3 separate regions of the Homo sapiens genome follow, and regions 1 and 2 are each linked to region 3. Evidence: chromatin contacts called from ENCODE Hi-C or POLR2A ChIA-PET data. All regions are on one chromosome and are shown on one strand. Each heading gives the region's core, a stretch centred on a gene start or an enhancer-like site at or near the end of the contact. The rest is flanking DNA. Distances are from core to core; before and after follow the strand shown. Region 1 holds the start of MYH9-DT (MYH9 divergent transcript). Region 2 has its middle 13 kb from the start of TMPRSS6. Region 3 holds the start of NCF4 (neutrophil cytosolic factor 4).

Region 1 (3,533 bases), core at 473-2,972, 470 kb before region 3:
GAGTGGAGAATAGAAAACTCCGATTTGGCTCAAACAGGAAAGATGCAATCGCCCAGGCCTGCTCGTAACGGCAGAGCTAGCTGCCCCCGCACCCCGCCCAGACGGGATGGCCCCTGGGTGCGGTGGAATCAGGTGCACGCCTGGGCGGCCCCGACGGCTGCTGCATTCCGGGCCTCCCTCCCCCGAGGATCAGAAGTCGGAGGTCGAGGGCTGGAGCAGGGACTGGGGGTGGCCCTTCCTGTCTCGCGCCCGGGTCCCCGCCGGGTCCCCCTTGTCCGGGCAGCCGCCGCACCTCCCCCGGGCCCTCCCCGACCAGTCCGACGGCAGCGGGCGAATGAGGAAGTCGGCCGCGGAGGCGGAAACCGGGCCGGGTGCAAGGTCTGCAGCGGGACGGTCCGACTCTGACTCAGGAGGACGCCCTGACAGCTGCCAAACGGTGCCCGCTGCCCGTTACCTCCGTGCCTCAGACGCCAGAAACTTCCACGGGAGCGGCTGCCCCGGGCTCCCAACCCGTGAGGCTGCGTCCCAGGGGCCGCGGCTCCCGGAAGGGGTTAAAAAGTTTGCCCGAGTCGGGCCTGGGCGAGGCGAGGGCGGGGCGCGTGCCCCAGCGGCTGGGGGAGGTCGGCTCCAGTGCCCAGTCCTGAGACCGCGCCGGGGGACACGGGGGGCGCCGGGGAGCGCCGGGTCCCGAGGCCGCCCCTGCACCCCTAGGCCTCGCTGCTGCCGGCGCCCTCCCCGAGCGCCCGCGTGGGGGTCCCGGTCCCCCTGGGAAGGATGCGGTGCCGGGCCCTGAGCCGCCGGCGTTCGCCCCCGCCCGCGCGGGTGGCGGGCCGCACTGAGCCCAAGAACCACCAGTCGGCCTGGCGGCAGCGCGTCTCGCCCCCGCCCGCCCGCCGCCGCCTGCCCGGGGCGGGACCGCGGTGGGGCTCGCTCACCTGAACCTGGATCTGCCCCGGGAACAGGCGCTGCTTCTCCCGAGAGGACTTTCTCGAGCGCTCGGGCGGCGGCCGGGTGGGGCGAGCGCACGAGGCGGGAGCTGCAGCAGGTCAGCCTTGCTTAGCCTTCCGTGCCCTGCCCAGGAACCGCGGTGATCTGCGCGCCTCACCGCACCCAGCTCGGCTCCTCGCCGCCTTCCCGCCCCGCCCTCGGAGCCGCGGGACCATTCCCAGCCGGGAGCCGGCTCCGGGGCGGAGCCTGGGGCACAATCCCGCCCCCTTCCTGCTACACCCACTGCAGGCCGCGCCTGGCCTTGATGGGCAGACGTATTGGCCTGTGGAAAGGGGGTGGGCGGAGCCTCTGCGGCCAGATGGGTGGGGATTCAACATCCTCTTTCCGCCCCACCTCCACCCGCTCCACCTTCCCCCGCGCTTCCTAGGCGGGAGCCCCGCCCTCTAGGGCGGGTCCAACGGACAGCCAGGTTCTAGGACAAGGATTGACACAGGGGGAATCCAATCAGGAGGCGGCGACTCGGGGCGCGGAGAGCTCCGGGCCGGGGTTTTGGTGCCTTGCCTGGGCCGGGGCGAGGCCCTGCGGGAGCCGACTGGGAAGGTCTGGAACTCTGACACCCCGCCCCGCGAGCTGTGCTCTCAGTCTCATGTCATCCCACCACAAGGACAGATATTAAGTACCATATATGGGAAAAATGCTATTTTACATAATTATGATCCCTGTGGGGGCGGGCATGGACTCAGCCCTGGATTCCATTGTGAGCGTCTTGAGTTCGATTCCTGACCCTGCCTCTTTAGGATCCGCACGTTGCTGCCTTTCAGCCTCCAAACCTTCGCTCTGGCCGTTCTCTCCACCTGGAATACCCTTCCGAGCCTCTCTTCACCTCCATGTCATTAACTCGCATACATCCTTTCAGGTACTTGTTACAAATTGCACTTTTTTTTTGTTACTGTCCACTACAAGAGGATAAAAAATGTTTTCATTTTTAAATGAAAAATCTTTTGATCCATTTGGAATTTATTTTTGGGGTAAGGAAGAAACCTAAGATAATTTTTGTAATAGCCACTTGTCCAAACACTGTTTTCTCCACTGATTTTAGTTGGCACCTTCATCGCCTATAGAACTATTATACTTGAAGCTGTTTCTGACTTGTATACATTGATCTCTCTGTGTGCACCTGTGCCAATCCCACCATGCTTTAATGAAGATACCTTTATAATACATTCTATATCTATGAGGGCAAATTTCTCATCATTACTCTTTCTTACTGGAATGTGCTTGCTATCATGACTATTCTTCCAAATTAACTTCAGAAAAAAGCTATGTTCTAAAGGCAAAAGAAAGCTGGGAAAAAAAGATTTTGCAACTCTGTGACAAATTACTATCAGCAATATATAAAGATCTCTTCCCAGTTGATAAGAAAAACCTCGGCCGGGCGCGTGGCTCATGCCTGTAATCCCAACATTTTGGGAGGCCGAGGCGGGCGGATCACCTGAGGTTGGGAGTTCAAGGGCAGCCTGACCAACGTGGAGAAACCCCGTCTCTACTAAAAATACAAAATAATTAGCCGGGCATGGTGGCCCATGCTTGTAATCCCAGTTACTCAGGAGGCTGAGGCAGGAGAATCGCTTGAACCCGGGAGGCGGAGGTTGCAGTGAGCAGAGATCGTACCACTGCACTCTAGCCTGGGCAACAAGAGCATAACTCCGCCTCAAAAAAAAAAAAAACAAAGAAAAAGAAAAAGAAAAACCTCAAAGACTCCAAAATAAAAATGGCCAAAAACAGGAACAGGTGATTTTAAAGAAGAATTATAAATGGCCAATAATTATTTTTAAAAAGCCATAAGAAATGCAAACAAAACAACATAAAATGCCATTTTCACCTAATTAAAAAAAAAATGCTCAATATTGGTCAGGTTTATAGATACAGATGAGAAAGTAAATTGATCAATTCTATCTGAGAATTCATCTTAAAAGACATTAGAAAAGTACACAGATATGAACTTTAAAGTTCTTTGCAGCCGGGCGCGGTGGCTCACGCCTGTAATCCCAGCACTTTGGGAGGCCGAGGCGGGCGGATCACGAGGTCAGGAGATCGAGACCATCCCGGCTAAAACGGTGAAACCCCGTCTCTACTAAAACTACAAAAAATAGCCGGGCGTAGTGGCGGGCGCCTGTAGTCCCAGCTACTTGGGAGGCTGAGGCAGGAGAATGGCGTGAACCCGAGAGGCGGAGCTTACAGTGAGCCGAGATCCCGCCACTGCACTCCAGCCTGGGCGACAGAGCGAGACTCCGTCTCAAAAAAAAAAAAAAAAAAAAAAAAAAAAAAGTTCTTTGCAACATTGTTTATAGTCACTAAATGTTAGAAATAAATGTACAATATATTACAAGATTGAATACATTGTGATATAGTCATATGTCGAAAAGTACAAAAAAAGTCATTAAAATTTTTATGTAGATTTGTATTTGCTGATTGAAAATATACTAAGTGGCCAGACGCAGTGGCTCATGCCTGTAGTCCCAGCACTTTGGGAGGTAAGGTGGGAGGATTGCTTGAGCCCAGGAGTTCAAGACCATCCTGGGTAA
Region 2 (3,857 bases), core at 113-2,612, 260 kb after region 3:
GCAGGAGACACCAAGCCTGCAGGTGTCCAGCTCATCCCCTGCCCCAAACAGCCATCACCAACACAGCAACAGAGTATCCAAAAGGCCAGCCAGCAAGTCAGCAGCTTCCACATCTCTGGCCCCTGGCTGCCCTGGTCACAGCCCTGTCTCTGTCTGTCTCTCCCACGGCTAGCTCTTCTCTCCTAAGTACTTTACATTAACTTACTTCTTTTTTTGTAACAGGGCCTCACTCTGTTGCCCAGGCTGGAGTGCAGTGGCACGATCAATGCTCACTGCAGCCTCAATCTCCTATGCTCAAGGGATCTTCCCACCTCGGCCTCCCTAGTAGCTAGGACTACACGTATGTACCACCATGCCCGGCTAATTTTCTGTATATATTTTTTGTAGACACAGGGTCTCACCATGTTAGCCAGGCTGGTCTTGGACTCCTGGGCTCAAGGGATCCTCCCACCTGGACCTCCCTAAGTGCTGGATTACAGGTGCAAGCCACAGCACCCTGCCACATTCAATTATTTCTTTCATCCTCACAACAGTCCTGGTATTGTCCCCTTTTACAGATGAGAAAACTGAGGCACGGAGAAGCTTAGGTATTTGTCCAAAGTCACAGCTGATAGGCAGCAGGGCCAGTACTTAACCCAGGCTGCGGGGCTCCAGAGTGAGGGGGCCAGTACTTAACCCGGCTGCGGGGCTCCAGAGTGAGGGGGCCAGTACTTAACCCGGCTGCGGGGCTCCAGAGTTAAGGCTATAACCACTATGCCACACTGCCCCAAGGTGTCCACAAAGGCTGAAAGTGTAGAATGAAGGGGGCTTTGCTCGCTGCTGGATCCCCAACACCGTGACTTGCAGGTACTAGGCCCTCCTAAATGTCTGTTGAATGAATAAATGAATGAATGAACAATTCCTTCCTCTTCTAAGAACCATCCTCAAGCAGCTATCCAAAACTACCTGAACTCTGGCTCAGCCTCTCTTGCTAAAGCCCCGCACGGCATTCCACAATTCCTCCCCAGGTTAGAAGACTCCACCAGAGTGTTCACTGGCACCATTTCCTGATCAAGGCTTGTGCTCACAGGACCGGGTTGATTTTCTTCCACACCGAAGGAGGGCTGTGATCAGCTGGTCTACTTGTATGTGTCCTCCAGAGTCACTCCCTCCCAGACAAGGTTGGAGACTCTTTGTGGACAGAGCAGTAGCCGGCCTCCTCTCTGTGGCCAGTGCCCAGCATGAGGCCAGGTAAATAGAGGAATGGGAGATGAGACATTGTCTGCCAGCTCTGCTCCTCCCTCCGTCTGCATCCTGGCTTCCTGGAATCGTAGACTGGGCACTCCCCCCTCCACTACCCGACCTGCGTCTCTCACCACTCAGCGCTTCCTGCCTCACTTTCTGCCAGGCTCTGTGATGGGAGCCTCGAGTGTGTCATAGCCCTGGTGGTGGAAAATGTCTCTAAGCAAGTCAGCCTAGGGGATGTCCCAGGCCTGTCACAGGTGCTGGTGGTGAGCTCAAATTTAATCAACACTCCCTCCCCCACTACCAAACGCACTGTGTGGCCCGGGACACGGCACCGCCATCCCCTCAGGGCCTCTGGGCCTCTACTGAGGAACAAGACTTAGAACCTCTGTCATTCCTATCTTGGTAGGTCACTGTGTGTTTGTGTGGGATACCAGGGGTGCACACCCTTTAGAAGCTGTAAGAAGCTGTGCCATGTGGGTGCTAAATATTGCCTGGGTTCAACTTGCTCCACTACATTCTAGCTGTGTGATCATGGGTAAGTCACTTGGCCACTCTGAGCCATAGGCTCAGCTATAAAATGGGCTAAGAATAGTACCTCCCTCATGGCATTTGCTTAAGGATCCAGTGAGTTAAGGATGCTTCCAGAGAGTGGAAGGATCAATGTGCTTATAACAGAGTCTGACGCATCTAAGTGCTCAATACATGCAGTTCTCGAAGACTTTGAAGGACCGAGAACATTCCACAGTGGCTCTCACAGATCCTTGACCCCAAAGCTGTCCCTCCCCCACTGCCTGTTGATAAAGCCCAAATTGTCAAATAGTGGCTGCTAATCTGCAAGAACAATTCCTCTCTCTTCCAAGCACCATCCTCAATCAACTATAACCAAAACTAGCTGAGTTCCAGTTGAGCCCCCTTGCTAAAGCTCCACCCAACATTCCACCCTCCTTCCCCAATTAGAAGGTCCTTTCAGAGTCTTCTTGTGCCTGGCTTTTCTGACTAAAGTCTTGAGCTAACGGGGCTCTACCTGATGTTCTTCCAAAGCTATTAGTATCACCCTTAGATCCCCAGAATCTAGCCCAGGCTCTGACCCACGGCACAACAGTTGGTTATAACAGAGGTAGCTCAGGAGGGGGACAGTAGGAGGAAGTAATCTACTCTACTTGGGGGCAAATCAGAGGGCCTGCCAGAAGCAGAGATGCTTGAGTGGGGTTCTGAGGGATGCATAGGAACCTGAGGGTAGATAGCTTGGGTGGCAGGGCAGGGCTACTTCAAACCCAGGGATCAGCAGGTGCCAAGCAAATGAGTCAGTTGCAATCCCTACTCTCATCCCCACCCCCCAACCCCAGCGTGAACTCTTGATGTAAAATACATGTAGCCCAGGCCTTAAGCCATATTCCATGTGGCACCTGGAACCACAGAATGTCAGGGCTAGGAGAGCACTTAGAAATCATCCAATCTGCCTGCCCAATTCACAGATGGGGCAACTGAGGCATAAGAGCAGATGGGACCTCCCCAAAGTCCCCCAAGCCATGGACGATCACATTAAGGACCTCAGCCATTATCCTGAAAATGACAGTGGGTCACTGGAGGTTTAGCAAGGATGTGGTGTGGCCAGATACGACCTTTAGCCAGATCAGCCTGGCAGGGCTCAGAGGTGGAAGGATCAGAGGGGCAGGCGGCTGTGGGGACAGGCAGACCGAGGAGGAGGCTGAGCAGGCATACGAGTGAGAGGTGATGGCGTCAGGTCTGTGGCACGGAGGTCACCAGGGTGGGGGTGGGAGAAGCCAGTGAAATGCTGGCCCAGAGGGACACTGGACCAGCTTGGAGGGTGGAGGCAGTAGGAGGGGCTCAGCAGTTACGGAGGAGGAGGAGGTAAGACCACCTCGGCCTGACCAACCAGCATCGCCCTCAGCCTTCTCTCCTGGCCACCGTTCAGCCCCATCTACCTGCCAAACTATCAAAGGGCTTTGCTTTTTCTCCCACAATCACACTAATGGATCATGGCATCTTATTTTCCCCCCGAAGTTGACTGCCAGGAAGCTTAGAATGAAATTTTACCAGGTATTTTCCCATTAGTATAATTATCTCCTATGTAGCCTTCTGTATGCTAAGGGCCAAAAGCTCCGGAGTCAGATGTACCTGAGTTTGAATCCTGATGCTACCAACCATCAGCTGCGTTGCTCCACCTCCCTGGGCCTGTTTCCTAATCAGCAAAATGGGGAATAAAGCACCTGCTTCTCAAGGTTGTTTCCAGATGATGAGAGATGACGCCCAGGCCATGCTGGCACAATGTGTAGAGTGGAAGTATTGGTTCTCTTGCCCCTTCTTACTGTCCTCCTTGGTCTGTTTTTTCAGCTGTCAGTAATGAGGAGGACAGTGGTGGGTGCTTCATCCTGGACCTGGGCCTACAGTTTCCACCATAATTTACTTGGGAAATGCAGGCACCTGAAGTTGCTTCGAATGAGAGATGGGAGGTGGGGGAACGGAGGAAGCAAAATAACAAACCTAGTTCAACAAAGAGGAAACATGAGAGGCTGGAAGGCCCCCCCCTCCCCCCACCTCTCCTCCTTTTTCTCTTACCCCCAAGATCTGCCCTGGCTGCCTCCTGCTTCCCGCTCTGTACCTGACGG
Region 3 (3,740 bases), core at 1,241-3,740:
TCCCAGTGGCTGAGTCAGGGCCACAGGAGGTTTCTTGGGGGGTTGGGGGGGCCGGGGTTTGGAGGGCAAGCCATGAAAATACCTGGGAAGGTAAACTTGAGGGCTTAACCCACCTGAAACACACACATACAGATATACACACTGAAAACGATTAAAAAAGGAATAAGAAATGTCCATGTGTCTAGGCACTTTTATACAGTTTTCTATTAATTCCTACTACAACTCCATTAGGCAAGACTGTTTCACAGATTGGTGAAGAAGAAAGGTTCAAAAAGGACATGTTATCTTGCCTGAGTTCACCTATTATAAATGTACTTGTGTTTATACTCATTTGTCACCGACTGCAACCTAAACATCTAAACACATTCTCTCACAGCCACAATGCCACCACTATACACATTATATGGTCTTTTATAGACACAACACAAATGCACTTACACTTGCCTATGCGAGCTGTATGTGTTTATACACAAATATGTGTTTCCAACTATAGGCATATACTACACACACAGTTTACACAATCACCTACAAATTCTGTATCATGCTTGCTTGCTAAAATTGTTTTGCCACTTCCTGTCCTTCCTGACCAACTGTAGGCCAATGTCCTCCTCTTCCCTCAGTTATGGCTGTGTGCTTGCACCTGTTGGTACTTACAGACACCTGCACTAATAACCCTGCTCTGTGTTTCATTTCATCCTCTAGCCTGGGAGCCCCGAGACACCAGCAACTCATCAGACTTATTGTTTGTATTATTTCTAGTTCTTTGGGTGTGAATTCTTCATGATGTGGAGGCTCTGAGCTGTCTTTCACAGCTCACGATTTGTAGTTTTGGTCTGTGAGTTGACAGAGTAGGCCCTGCAGAGTCACTGACTCCAAGCTGTTTTTATATAATGCCTCAGCTTAGGATTTCTGCACCACGTGGGTAGCTTATATCGGGGCCTTACACCAGTGCAGAGGGCAGGCTTGAGGCTGATCTGGTACACACGTCCCTTGTTCCACCCATGGACTGTGAGAGGACCTCAGCTCCTGCCGTGACTCTAGGCTGATGGCTGAGAAACTCTGTTCCCATAATCAGTTCTGACACCCACTTTACACTGAGAACTCAGATTTGACTTTCTGCTAACAGCAGGACCTGTGGCCTGTACCTAGTCCCAGATTTGGCATTAAAATCTCAGCCCAACAATGCATATCCAATCTTGGTTTTCCCATGGGCTGTTGGCCACGTTCCTCTCCCCCTGGTATAGATTCCTGACCCCTCTCTTTGATCCTACCTAAAAATTATGCTTTCTTGTTTTTTTTAGCTGGGACTTGTATGTTTAAAGTAGTTTAAAACAACTTTCTGCTCTGCATGTATGAATACGAGTGTGTGAGCGTGTGTAGCTGGCAGGGAGTTACTGGGTGTGGCTGTGCCAATGACTCCTGTGGACCTCTTCTCAGAGAAGTCCCTTCAGAATCAAATACCCATACCTGTTAGGAGCTGCAGTCACTGACTGGCAGCGTTTCATTCATTCACTGAATATTGGTTGAGCACTTGCAATGTGCCAGGCACGCTGCTAGCCAAGGAGGCAGTCATTAAACATACAGATAAACAAACAAATGTGAGATGACAATAGTTATGAGTGCTCTGCAGTAGACGTGCAGGGACCTGTGAGAGAATGTAGTAGGGAGGGCCTTAATTTAGGGTGTGTGGTCAGGGAAGGCCTCGCTAAAGATGTAGCTTCTAAGCTGAGATGCAAAGGAGGCAGTGAAGAGCTTTTTCCAGCAGAGGGAACACCATGAGCATAGGCCTTGGGGCGGACGTCTTAGAACATTCTAGAAACGGAAAGGAGGCCAGTGAGAAAAAGGGAGCTCAGGAGCAGAGGCTGGGGAAGGCTGCAGGGCCTCAGGGGCATTGGAGGCAGGCAGGGCAAGGACTCTGGACTTTATCCTGAGCACAGGGTGATGGGGCAGGAGAGTTTAAGCAGGGAGGGTGAAACTCACTCTGATTGGCAGCCCTGTGAAAGAGGATTGGCTGGGCATGGAGATCTAAGGATGAGGAAAGGATATCCCAGAGTGCCAGGGCGCGCAAACCAAACTTCACACTCTAGGAAGACAGAGGCCAGAGGAACCAGGAGGGCTTCCTGGAGGAGGTGGCATTTACTCTGGGCCTAAGAGATCACAGGAAAATGGAGGCCAGCATTCTAGGCCTGGGGAAGAGTTTGGGCAAAGGCTTGGCAGTAAGAGAATAAAGGTGGGGCTTGATGGGCCAGAGGATAAGTGACTCCTCAAGGTCACAAGACACCCTGATGGCTGGGACCCCATCTCTGATGGAGCAAGGCTTCTGATACCCAACTGAGGCTTGGCGCCAAGGACTGACATCAAGGAAGTGGATTCCTGCAAACCTGGCACCCGAGGGTCCACTTCCTCAATTTCTGTGCAGCTGGGAGGTGAGGTAAGAGGAAGTGTGGGCCACAGGCTAGGCCCAGAGAGCCTGGAGGAGGAGCCTCTGCCAGACTGGAGAGAAGCAGGCCTGAGCCTCCCCAAAGGCAGCTCCTGGGGACTCCCAGGACCACAGGCTGAGACGAGACGCAGGGTGGCTGGAGGAAGTGAGAGGTGAACTCAGCCTGGGACTGGCTGGGCGAGACTCTCCACCTGCTCCCTGGGACCATCGCCCACCATGGCTGTGGCCCAGCAGCTGCGGGCCGAGAGGTGAGTGCCGGGGTGTGGCCGCCCCCGGGCCTTCTCACTGCTCCTCATAGGCCTTAGGGACAAAGGCCAGTCCTTCTGCAGTCCCTGATCAACATGAGAGGCTGGGGTTGAGTCAGAACCCAAATACTCAGAAATGCAACCTCTCAGAACTGCTTTAACGAAACTTTGAGCTGTGGCTCACCACCCTCAGACACAAATGAGAACACTGAGGCTCCAAGAGTGGGAGTGACTTGCCCACGGTCACACAACGAGTGACCGGCAGTGTCTGGAGAGGAATGCAGGTGTCCTGGGTCCCAGGCTGGGGCCCTTTGCTTCACATGGTGATCAGCAATGACTTTCCATCTTCTGCGCAAACAGAATTCACAGAATCTGGCTTGTTCTTCCGCTAATCAGGGCTTGCCTCAAATGTCACCTCCTCCAAGAAGCCTTCCTGACAGCCCCTACCTCATTGCTGTCTGACCCTTTGCCCTATTTCCCTTTTCTGCCTGGTTCTTATATTACAGGAATAATATTATATGCTCATTTATTATTTTTTCTTGAACGTTGGCTCCCCCATGAGAAGCAAGCTCCACGAGGCTGTGTCCGTTTTGATCGCTGCTGTATCACTAGGAGGTAGCTCATCCCTATTGAGCACCAGGACCAAGGGCTCAATAAATGTTGCTGAATGAATGAATAAATGAATGAATGAATGGGTGGATCTTTGAGACGGAAAAGGTCTTAGATTCTTCTAGTCCAACCTTGCCATTGTACAGATTGGAAATCTGAGGCCCAGGGAGGATAAGAGACTTACTCAGGGTCACAGAGAGTGACTGGCAAGGTTGGGGCTTGGAGCACGGCCTCACCAGCATCTAGCCTCGTCGCTTGGGAAGCATTTTCAGAATTTTTCCTCAGTAGCCAGGTCTGAGCTCTAAGCTGCGGGGGCCCTGAGGACGCAAAGCCTGGCCCCTGCACCCCCTGGATTGGAACAGCAGGTGACCTCTGTTACCTACGTGGAGGCCACTCAGGGGGTCACCAGAGACAGGCCAGGCTGGTGTGTGCCTACGCGGGGAACA

The links. A loop is a pair of places that touch in the nucleus more often than their neighbours do. ChIA-PET counts read pairs that join two places held with the same protein, here RNA polymerase II (POLR2A). Pooled maps may share reads with other maps.
Region 1: a loop to region 3 is called in a pooled map, with 8 times the contacts of the local background. The contact joins the promoter of MYH9-DT here to the promoter of NCF4 in region 3. A Hi-C loop is called at or near these places in 4 of 37 single-sample maps with no recorded cell type and 5 of 50 pooled maps.
Region 2: a loop to region 3 is called in a pooled map, with 12 times the contacts of the local background. The contact joins the enhancer-like site here to the promoter of NCF4 in region 3. A Hi-C loop is called at or near these places in 1 of 37 single-sample maps with no recorded cell type and 7 of 50 pooled maps. POLR2A ChIA-PET finds 5 or more read pairs at or near these places in 1 of 52 experiments (activated T-cell).

What each region holds. Positions count from the first base shown.
Region 1 is chr22:36,386,872-36,390,404 of GRCh38, forward strand. MYH9-DT (MYH9 divergent transcript) reads left to right here and starts at 1,723. Exons shown (of 3, transcript NR_183573.1): 1 at 1,723-1,864. It overlaps MYH9 (myosin heavy chain 9), which reads right to left and starts at 1,096. Exons shown (of 41, transcript NM_002473.6): 1 at 936-1,096. RefSeq lists silencers at 120-349, 630-709, 740-1,319 and an enhancer at 1,113-1,407.
Region 2 is chr22:37,120,974-37,124,830 of GRCh38, forward strand. No RefSeq gene overlaps it. Among named protein-coding and RNA genes, the nearest start is that of TMPRSS6, 13 kb to the left of the region's middle. Within about 2 kb of position 1,363, at least 6 of the 41 ENCODE cell types and tissues checked have a DNase peak (open chromatin) inside an H3K27ac peak, as active enhancers do.
Region 3 is chr22:36,858,516-36,862,255 of GRCh38, forward strand. NCF4 (neutrophil cytosolic factor 4) reads left to right here and starts at 2,491. Exons shown (of 10, transcript NM_000631.5): 1 at 2,491-2,688. The coding sequence starts at 2,657. All of the region lies in intron 1 of NCF4-AS1 (NCF4 antisense RNA 1), which reads right to left.